Linked DNA regions of Homo sapiens: region 2 is linked to region 1. The links are chromatin contacts, found by Hi-C in ENCODE. All regions are on one chromosome and are shown on one strand. Each heading gives the region's core, a stretch centred on a gene start or an enhancer-like site at or near the end of the contact. The rest is flanking DNA. Distances are from core to core; before and after follow the strand shown. Region 1 overlaps ERCC6L2-AS1 (ERCC6L2 antisense RNA 1). Region 2 overlaps HABP4 (hyaluronan binding protein 4).

Region 1 (4,867 bases), core at 1,560-4,059:
GTGTATATATGTGTGTGAAAATATATATGTATATATGTGTATATGTACTAAACATCTAAATATGAATAGCAAAACTATAAAGCTACAGAAGAAACTATAGGTTATGACACTGGTATGGGAAAGAACTCTTAAGCAAGTTACCAAAAGCACAAACAAAATGTAAGGAATTGTTCATTTGACTTCATCAGAATTGTTCAGTGAAGGACCCCACAGCCAAACTGAAACCAATGTGTTAACTAGTATTTAAACTGATAAGAACAGATACTACACTTGATCTTAGCCAAAAGGCCTAACTTGTATTTAGGATGTACAAGAAAACATATGCAAATCATTCGATAATAAAGAGTCAGGAAAACTAATTGAAAAATAGACAAAGAATGTATATAGGCAATTTGCAGAAGTGGAAACCTAAATGGCTAAAGGATATATGAAGAATGCTCAAATGTATTAAAAATCAGCTAAGAGTGATTTAAACAAATTCAAAAACTACAACTAGATATCCATGAGATAAACAAGCATTAGAAAATCAGATAAGGCCAAGTATTTGCAAGGATGTGGGAAAATAATAACCTAAGTGAACTACTAGTGAGAGTAGACTGGTACAGCTAGTCAAATTCAGTACTTAGTCAATTTCAACATGCATACACCTTATTACCCAGCCAGCCCTTACCTGGGTATATATATTGTAAAGAAGTTTTCACACTTAAGAGTCATGTATTATCTATTTGTGGCTTCCAGTGATTAGGGGGAATCTTGGTGTTCATTCCTGGAGGAAGGGGTGAGTAAAATGTGCAGACTGCATAATATTGAGTATTGTATGGCAGCTTGAAGTAACAAACCAAGTGTCAACAGAGCAATATGAATAGATCTTAAAAACACAGTGCTTTGGGAGGCTGAGGTGGGTGGATCACCTGAGGTCAGGAGTTTGAGACCAGCCTGGCCAACGTGGTGAAACCCCATCTCTACTAAAAATACGAAAATTAGCCAGGCGTGGTGGCGGGTGCCTATAATCCCAGCTACTAGGAGGCTTAGGCAGGAGAATTGCTTGAACCCGGGAGGCTGAGGTTGCAGTGAGCCAAGATCGCGCCATTGCACTCCAGCCTGGGCAACGAGCAAAACCCTGTCTCAACAAAACAAAACAAAACCACAGCGCTGAGTAAAAAAATAAGAAGTAGAACAAAGTCTAATAAGATACAGTAGACTATATTATTATATTTTGCAAGAGTATGTATACACGTGTTAGACTTCAAACTCAGAGCAGTTGTCTATGGAAAGGGGAATGGGAGAGGGAACGGTAACAGAATGAGGTGAAAAAGGAATAAATATCTAAATTAAGTGTTTTGCTTCAACTCTAATGATCAGGTGATATGAACTGAGGAATATGATTAGTTCAACTCTGGCACTGAGGTCATTTGAAAATATTGATAACATATAATATCTGTATTTGATGAATGTGCAGTGTAAATGAGGAAGATGACACAAGATTTACTTTATAGTAAAAACATGCTGAGTAATATAAGTCAAGTAAATGTAGGTGTGATCAGAGATTAGTGTAATCAGAAAGAAGGCATTCTGGAAGAGATAAGCTTTTAGCTGGCATTGAAGAATAGTTATATTTAGATGTGTCAGTTAGATAAAATATTATTCTACACAAGGTAAACTTTGAGAAAAGTCAGAAAATGGAAAAAGTTCATGTCAAGTGTGAAAAACCAGTGATTAAGTTTTGCTGGAGTATTTGCGCCTGAAGGGGATTAGTGAGAGAAAGGGTTCCTGGAAGATTTTAAAGGTGAGGCTAGAGAGTCCAGTTATTCCAAGGCAGTAGAGATCCACTGAAGACTTTATAGCAGGAGAGTGACATCCCAAGGACACAGGGGTCATTGCTGATGCTCCCAAAGTGCCTGCTGATCTGAGCTGCCAGGGTCATTTGATTAGTATCAATGACTTCAGGGACTCATCTAGAGTTCTCACATTTCCTTGTACTTCATTTGACTGAAGAATAAAGGACTTAGAAAATTGGAGCCCTAAGAAACAGTGAAAATAAGTCTGGGAAAATCCCTGGAGCCTAAAATTAAGCTCTGCCTGTTCTTGGTTTCTTGTTGCTCTCTGGCAACTTCATTAAGTTTCTATTCCTCTTTCCACTCCAACATATTGCAGCCCTTTGATGCCTTTAGATTAGCAAGTTCAACACCTTCTTTGGACTGTAGGTATGAAGACCCAGTTTTGAGCTAGGCTGACATTGGACAAGCTGCAAGGCCAGCAGTTCCTGCATCAGGTCAGCACAGGGAAGTAGGTATTAAAGAGCTGAGCCAGAGCCCTGGGTGCCAGGGCTGGGAAGAAGGCTGGTCTGGCAATCTCAGAATGGCATGGTATTGATAGGTGAGAGCAAACACTCATGATTATGGAGGTCTAACTTGAAGTTGCCAGGTTGTCGTGACCTACAGACTTAGTCTCATTGTTCTTTAAACTTAGTTTGAAAATTTAGAAAGCAACAGAATGAAAAAAGTTCCGCTTAGTTATCTTGCCTTCTCTTGTCACTCAGGTGAGAATGTGAATGCAACTGGACTCTTTTTCTCCTTGCCCAGTTCCTACACGTAAAGATTCCTTTACCAGGAACAGCCCTTAAGTCTTTCATGTCAGTTGTTTAATTCTCTGGAAACTGACCTCTGTTTCCCCATATCCTTCTTGCCTAACTTGTAGATTTCCTGGAGTTTGTCTCCCTGCAGCTGAAATTCTGGCAGCCAATAGGGGACTCAGCCTCACCCCAGTCTCTAGAATCAAACCAGGTATTAATAGGAGGGATTAAGTTGCTGTGACTCAACGCTTAGGCACTCTAGCAGCAAAGATGCTTGATGTTGTCCAGCCCTGATCTTGGGCCCCAGTTTTCACAACAGGCTTCTATCTTGCTCCAATCTGCTCTTTACACAGCTGCAAAAGCCCCTGCCTTGGCAACGTTCCTGGTAACAAGATCCCTCTGGGGAATGGCTCAGCCTTGGTCTTCCACTCCTCCTCCCCCCCATCACTTCTGCTGCCCCTCATATACTGAAGCCTTGCCCTTGAACACTGTCTTCTTGATATTTACACGTTGTGCTCAGTATGATGCTTGGGTCACAGACGATTAGTAAAGACATGAACTATGTTCATCATTCCTAGGGGGAAGGGGAAGGGCCAGGGTTCACTAAAAGGGTGTCATTCATTGCTGATGTCCTAGAAACTGCAAACTGCCAATTTGAGTTTAGGAAACACCTATTATTCTACCTTGATTGTATCTAAAAATGGGGTGAGAAGGAAAGTGGTTTAGTGAACTCCACCCTCAGGAATAAATGCAGAGGGCAACACCTCAGTGAAGTGTGGTGGTCTGCAATGTATATTTCAGACATCTGCCATTCCATGTCCTAGGTATGTACCTCTACCCTGCCCTTGGAATAGGAAAGTAGTCCTTGTATTCAAGCCAAATTGATATTAGGAGATCCACATATGATCTTATCAGGGACACTACAGTCTGTACTCTCTTTCTTTGCTGCCTTTCAGGGAACATATACCAGACCTAGAACACTGATGACTATTCAGGAAAGGTATGGAAGAGTGGGCACAAGGTGGGACCCTGACTATTTTCTGGAGTCACCACCAGCTGGGACCCAGTTCTGCTGACTGTTGTAGTCCTGTTGTAACAATTGCTTTCATGTTTGCTAAAATAAATAAATATCAATGTGTTTAACCAATAATGATAACCACTTTGCTTTTTGGCAAATCCTAAAGAGATAAAACTAATTCATATAATTTAGCGGGGAGAGAAAAAGGCACACACAAAAGTCTCATCCTCCTAGATCCATTTACCATCTTGAAAGGGACAAGTAACAGATAACTTGTTAATTATGGAAGGATTCTATAACCTTACTCACTTCTACCAGATTGGTTACTTCATTATCCTATTTCTTTTCAGAGATCAGGAATAAGATCCTTAAATTTTTTAGGTTTCTGTGCTTATCTACAGATGTAGAAGAAAATGCAAAATGAGGGAGATTATGCAGTGGTATGAAACAAAATCTGAAGGGATAGAAAGGATGGCTGAGTTGCTGGAGAGGAAAGAAAGCTGAGTTCCTGGGGCCTGCTTTGAAGATGAAAGGAAGGCACCAGGAGATAAACTGGGCCAGAGATAGGTCTTGTGAGGCTTTGCAGTTAAAAAACCTGCAGATGGTTTTTGGATGGGATCAAATATCAGAAAGGCAGATAAGCCACAAACCCAAATTAGTTTCCAGTTAAGTTATTGCTCTCAGATACAAAACTCAATACAATACTTGGCATTTTGTTTCACATGCAAGCTTTTTCCTATCATTCTTTCAATAAACATTTACTAAATGTCTATTCTGCAGCAGGCACAGCTGTAGGTAAATTAGCCAGAAATCAATTGATTGAAAACCAGTCCTCTATAAGTCAACTTAGCAAAGCATCAATTTGCCTAAAAACAATTTGCTAAATTTACCCAATTTATCACAAGTATATTTTTAAGTATTATTCTTCTTGAATATTCTTCTTAAATGTAGTATTCATGGGAATATTTTTAGGACTATTCAAGTTGTAGCAAGTGAGGACGTAGGTGGTCTAGGGTTTTTCAGACATTTTTCCTAGTCTAGTTTTTTTGCTAAGTATTGGTTGATGGTTTGTCTCTAGGTTTGTTGTATTTGCAGTTCCTTCAGTCTGGACTGCCCTTCCTCAGATATTTTCATGTTCGCTTTCCAAATTGCCTGTCATTTTGTCAGACGTATCACTGGATCCAGCTAAAAGGTGAATTTTGAAAACACTAAAATGTTTCCTAAAGCAAATATTGTACAGAAATAGTCAAATCAGTCACAAATAAAAATTCAGCTTT
Region 2 (4,867 bases), core at 1,159-3,658, 630 kb before region 1:
TCTCCCTGGGGTCCCTGCTCTGAGTCGCCTCCCACTGCAGGAAGGGGCAGGAAGGGCCTCGGGGCAGTGGAGCAGGGAGTGGACACAGTCTAAGGCTTGGGCTCCACTTGCAGCTCCAGCTGGCCCTGGCCCAAGTGCTTTCACCGCCCAGTGCCTTACGCGAGGTTGTTACTAGGTCTGAACTTTGCTAGGTATTCTAGTGCTTCTGCCTCTTCAGGTGTCCAGAACAAAGTAAACTGATGAACCCAAGATCTGGCTTGTGTTGCTTTAAGAACAATTCCTAGCTAAAATCTTCAATCCTCCAAGATTAACAAGGACCAAGATGTGTGCTTCACTGAGACCAGGCTTGATGACTCAGCTAACCCACTTGCTTCAAATATTCTGGGAGACCTCTGGAGCCCGGGAGGACAAATCTGGTGTGGATTAAGAAAGAGCAGCTTCTATTTTTACCTAACATGTCAGCTGCATATTTCAATCCTGACAGCACATTTGTTTTAGAGAAATTTTTATTTACAATGCCTAGAACAAAAAAGAACAAAGGAAGTGGACAGGTTAAGAACCAACCCAGCTTGCTAATGGAGTTAGAAAACACCTCCCAGAGATTGCCAGGGAAATAAAGCTCCGGCCGCCTATGTCTACAAAAAGCCATTTCTTGTGGAACAGCTCAAAACTCAGTAAGGCCTCCTACAGCTTGGACTGACCAAAACAAGAGGATGGGAGAGAATCCTGTATCTTTTTTTTTGTTTTGTTTGGAGACGAAGTCTCACTTTGTTGCCCAGGCTGGAGTGCAATGGCGTGATCTCGGCTTGCTGCAACCTCTGCTTCCCGGGTTCAAGCGATTCTCCTGCCTCAGCCTCCCGAGTAGCTGGGACTACAGGCACCCGCCAACCGCCCGGCTAGTTTTTGTATTTTTAGTAGAGACAGGGTTTCACTATGTTGGCTAGGCTGGTCTCGAACTCCTGACCTCAGGTGATCCACCTGCCTTGGCCTCCCAAGAACCCTGTATCTTAAATGACACCTAATCAAAGTACTCACTCAGAAAATGAAACTAACCAAAGTGTAAATGACAACTCTACAATAGCATAACATTCCTGAGATTCCACATGAAAATCAATAACTAATACCCCACAGAGAGGAAGAACCTGCTACCTGCTCACTCCCACCTCGAAATAGTGACTGGTATCAAGCTGTAGATGGAATGATACAGATTCTAAATCCCATAATGGGAATGCTTCAGTGGACCTAGCCTTAAGTTCAGTAACAAGTCGGGGACTTGATGACCCCATGGCATCCCTATCAACATATGCTGCTAGATGTTTCCCCGAAACCTCTCCCTGCAAAACTGAAGCTTCTGAGAAGAGCTGGACGTAAGCCGTGAGCAATAAGGCCTCACAACACGGAGGAGCTCCCTGAGCAACCCCTGCAGCACGCTGGCCGCTGTGGCAGTGCCTGACCGAGCAGCCAAGCGTTCGGGGACTCATCTCCCGCCACGTCTGCAGTTAGGCAGGGGGCGCAAAGCTGCTGAACCAACATGGGAAAGGCGTCAGAAGTGCATGGAACCTCAACCACAGTTTAAAAAGTCATCAACTACTCGGCCAGGTGCAGTGGCTCACGCCTGTAATCCCAGCACTTTAGAAGGCTGAGGCTGGTGGATCACCTGAGGTCGGGAGTTCAAGACCAGCCTGACCAACATGGAAAAGCCCCGTCTCTACTAAAAATACAAAATTAGCCGGGGTGGTGGCGCATGCCTGTAATCCCAGCTACTTGGGAGGCTGAGGCACGAGAATCGCTTGAACCCGGGAGGCGGAGGTTGCGGTGAGCCAAGATCGCGCCACTGCACTCCAGCCTGGGCAACAAGAGCGAAACTCCATCTCAAAAAAAAAAAAAAGTCATCAACTACTCAGTGAAATGCTCTTATCAAGAAACAGAGTTGAAAGTAACCTACTCAGGGGACACAGAGTGTAGTTCTCCTTTGATTAACTCTGAATTGTACAAGACACAATCTGTAACTCTCCCTTGAGAAAAATGAAATACAGTTAATACACAGTATGTGTACAGTACCCGCATAGTCCCAGGGTGAGCAGAAGATGCACTGTCACTCTAACTGCTCTGTGCATCTGTCAATACCTCAAGTTTCAATTCCTTTTCTTAATGAACAATACAGTAAAATTAGGCATGCATCATCTCTGATTAGAAACAAAGACTGCCAACTACTAATGTTCCATTTTCAAGACAGAAGTGGAAAGGTACATTTCACTTCCAGTAAGGTAAAAGTAAAGATTACCTCTACATACGAAATGCAATGCTTACATCATCTCTGTATTTTGACTTGTGAATCACCACGGCTTTGGAAGGAACAGTGGATTCTGGTTTCCGGATGTTAAACTCAGGCTTTGGTCTGGTCTGTTCTTGAAGATTTTTCCACTCATCTAAAGTCATCTCTTGAACTTGGGTTTCTTCTTCTACCTCCAACTCAGGAACTCTATAAAGAGATATATAATCATAAAGAATACTTTTTGATGGTACTAAAATGTCTACTTTATAAAGAAAAAGTTATAACCATTAATTCAACATATTTTTGTGGTACTGCATTTCAAATGCAAATAAGGTAAGGAAATCTTTGACTCACAAGCTTCCATATTTCATTTTCAACATTTTATGTCATCACTGCCAACAGAAGATACTTCCTATCTGTGTTCAAATCAATCTTTGAAAAATGGGAACATCACCATCCTGATGACATTAACATCACACTTCACCACTGGCACTCCCTTCCAGACAGCATGACAGACAAAATGAGGTAATTATGGACAATGGGTTGAAATAAAATACAGGAAACCATAAACAAGTTTTAAAGCAGTGGCTCATGAATGCATACTTTTGCAAATATCCTCTTTAATGAGTTTTAAAAAGAAAACAAAAGACAGAAATATAGATTGAGAGCAAAGAATTCAGAGTCCAGAAATAAACCCTCACATTTACGGTCAACTGATTTTTTTTTTCCAACCGTGGTGCCAAAGACAATTCAATGGAGAATGAAAAGTATTTTCAACAAACGGTGCTTGGGCAACTGGATATCCACACACACCAAAAGAAAGAATGAAGTTAGACCTACCTCACACCATAAATACAAGAGCTAAAATATAAAACTCTTAGCAGAAAACCTAGGCAGAAACTTTCTTAACCCTGGACTGGGCAATGGTTTCTTCCACATGACACCAAAAAAACAAGCAACAAAAGTACATACATTGAACATCATCAGATACTTTTATACTACAAAGGACACCATCAAGAAAGTAAAAAGACAGTCCACAAAATGGGATAAAATATTTACAAATAATATATCTCACAAGGGACTTGTATCTAGAATACATAAAGAATTCTTTATGAACAGCCAAGCGTGGTGGCTCATGCCGATAGTCCTAGCTACTCAGGGGGCTGAGGTGGGAGGATCGCTTGAGGCCAGGCATCTGAGGCTGCAGTGAGCTATGATCACACGTGTGAATGGCCACTGTGTTCCACCTTGGGCAACAGAATGAGACACTGTCTCTTTAAAAAAAAAAAAAAGAATGCTTTATGAATTCTAGATACAAGTCCTCTTTAGTTGAGACAAATGACCACCCTCCCCCCAAAAAAGGCAAGGATCTGAGTGAACATTTTTCCAGAGAAGATATACAAATAGGCAGTAAGATGTTGCACATCATTAGCTATTAGAGAAAGACAAGTCAAAACCACAGAGCTGCACCAGTCCACACCCAGTGGGATGGTTAGAACCAAAACGACATTTGACAAGCGTTGGGGAGGATGTGGAGAAACTGGAACCCACATACACTGCCAGTGGGAATGTGAAATGGTGTAGCCTCTTTGGAAAGCAGTCTGGCGGTTCCTCAAAAATCTAAGCTGAGTTAGCCTCTGACCCGGAAATTTCACTCCTGGGTTTATACCCAAGAGAAATGAAAACACACATCCACATGAAAACTTAAACCCAAGTGTTCACTGCAGTGCTATTCATAATAGCCAAAAAGTGGACACAACCTAAATGTCTATTAACTAATGAGTGGATAAACCAAATATGGCACATTTTTTGGAATATTATCTGGCAATAAAAAGAAACAAAGTATTAATACACATTACGACATGAACAAACCTTGAAAAAATGATGCAAGTGAAATAAACCAGGCAGAAAAGACTTCTGTGTATGATTCCATTTACATGAAATATTCAGAGGAGCCAGATTCACACAGACAGGAGGCAGGTCAGTGGTGGCCAGGGCTGCAGGGAGGGAGGATAGGGAGTGACTGCTGAATGGGCATGGGGTTTCCTTTTGGGATGATAACAACCTTCTGGAGCCAGATCATGGTGATGGTTGCATAACACTCTGAATGTACTAAATGCCACTGAATTGTACACTTTAAAAGGATTAAAATCGTAGATTTGAAAATCATCACAAAAATACACACAAAAAAAGAAAAACAGAAATGAAGACTGGCACATGCTACAACATGAATGAAGCTGAAAACTTGATGCTAATAGTTAAAATAAGCCAGGTGCAAAAGGAACATTGAACGATTCCACTTAGATGAGGCACCTAGAATAGGCAAATTCATAAACACGAGTAAAATAGAGATTACTACATGCTGAGGAGAAATGGGGAGTTAGTGTTAAATGGATATAGAGTTTCTGTTTGTGATGAAAAAGTTCTACAAGGCCAGGCACAGTGGCTCAAGCCTGTAATCCTAGCACTTTGGGAGGCTGAGGCAGGCGGATCATGAGGTCAGGAGTTCGAGACCAGCCTGGCCAATACGGTGAAACCCCGTCTCTACTAAAAAATACCAGAAAAATTAGCCGGGTGTAGTGGAATGTGCCT

Evidence for each region. Hi-C counts contacts between places; a loop is a spot of excess contacts on that map. Pooled maps may share reads with other maps.
Region 2: a loop to region 1 is called in a map with no recorded cell type, with 3 times the contacts of the local background. The contact joins two enhancer-like sites. A Hi-C loop is called at or near these places in 4 of 37 single-sample maps with no recorded cell type and 2 of 50 pooled maps.

Annotation. Positions count from the first base shown.
Region 1 is chr9:95,855,337-95,860,203 of GRCh38, reverse strand. The region is part of intron 1 of ERCC6L2-AS1 (ERCC6L2 antisense RNA 1); the gene reads left to right. It also overlaps the pseudogene RNU2-46P. Among named protein-coding and RNA genes, the nearest start is that of ERCC6L2, 18 kb to the left of the region's middle. Within about 2 kb of position 2,809, at least 3 of the 41 ENCODE cell types and tissues checked have a DNase peak (open chromatin) inside an H3K27ac peak, as active enhancers do.
Region 2 is chr9:96,482,077-96,486,943 of GRCh38, reverse strand. It overlaps HABP4 (hyaluronan binding protein 4), which reads right to left. Exons shown (of 8, transcript NM_014282.4): 6 at 2,311-2,482. Among named protein-coding and RNA genes, the nearest start is that of HABP4, 34 kb to the right of the region's middle. Within about 2 kb of position 2,408, at least 2 of the 41 ENCODE cell types and tissues checked have a DNase peak (open chromatin) inside an H3K27ac peak, as active enhancers do.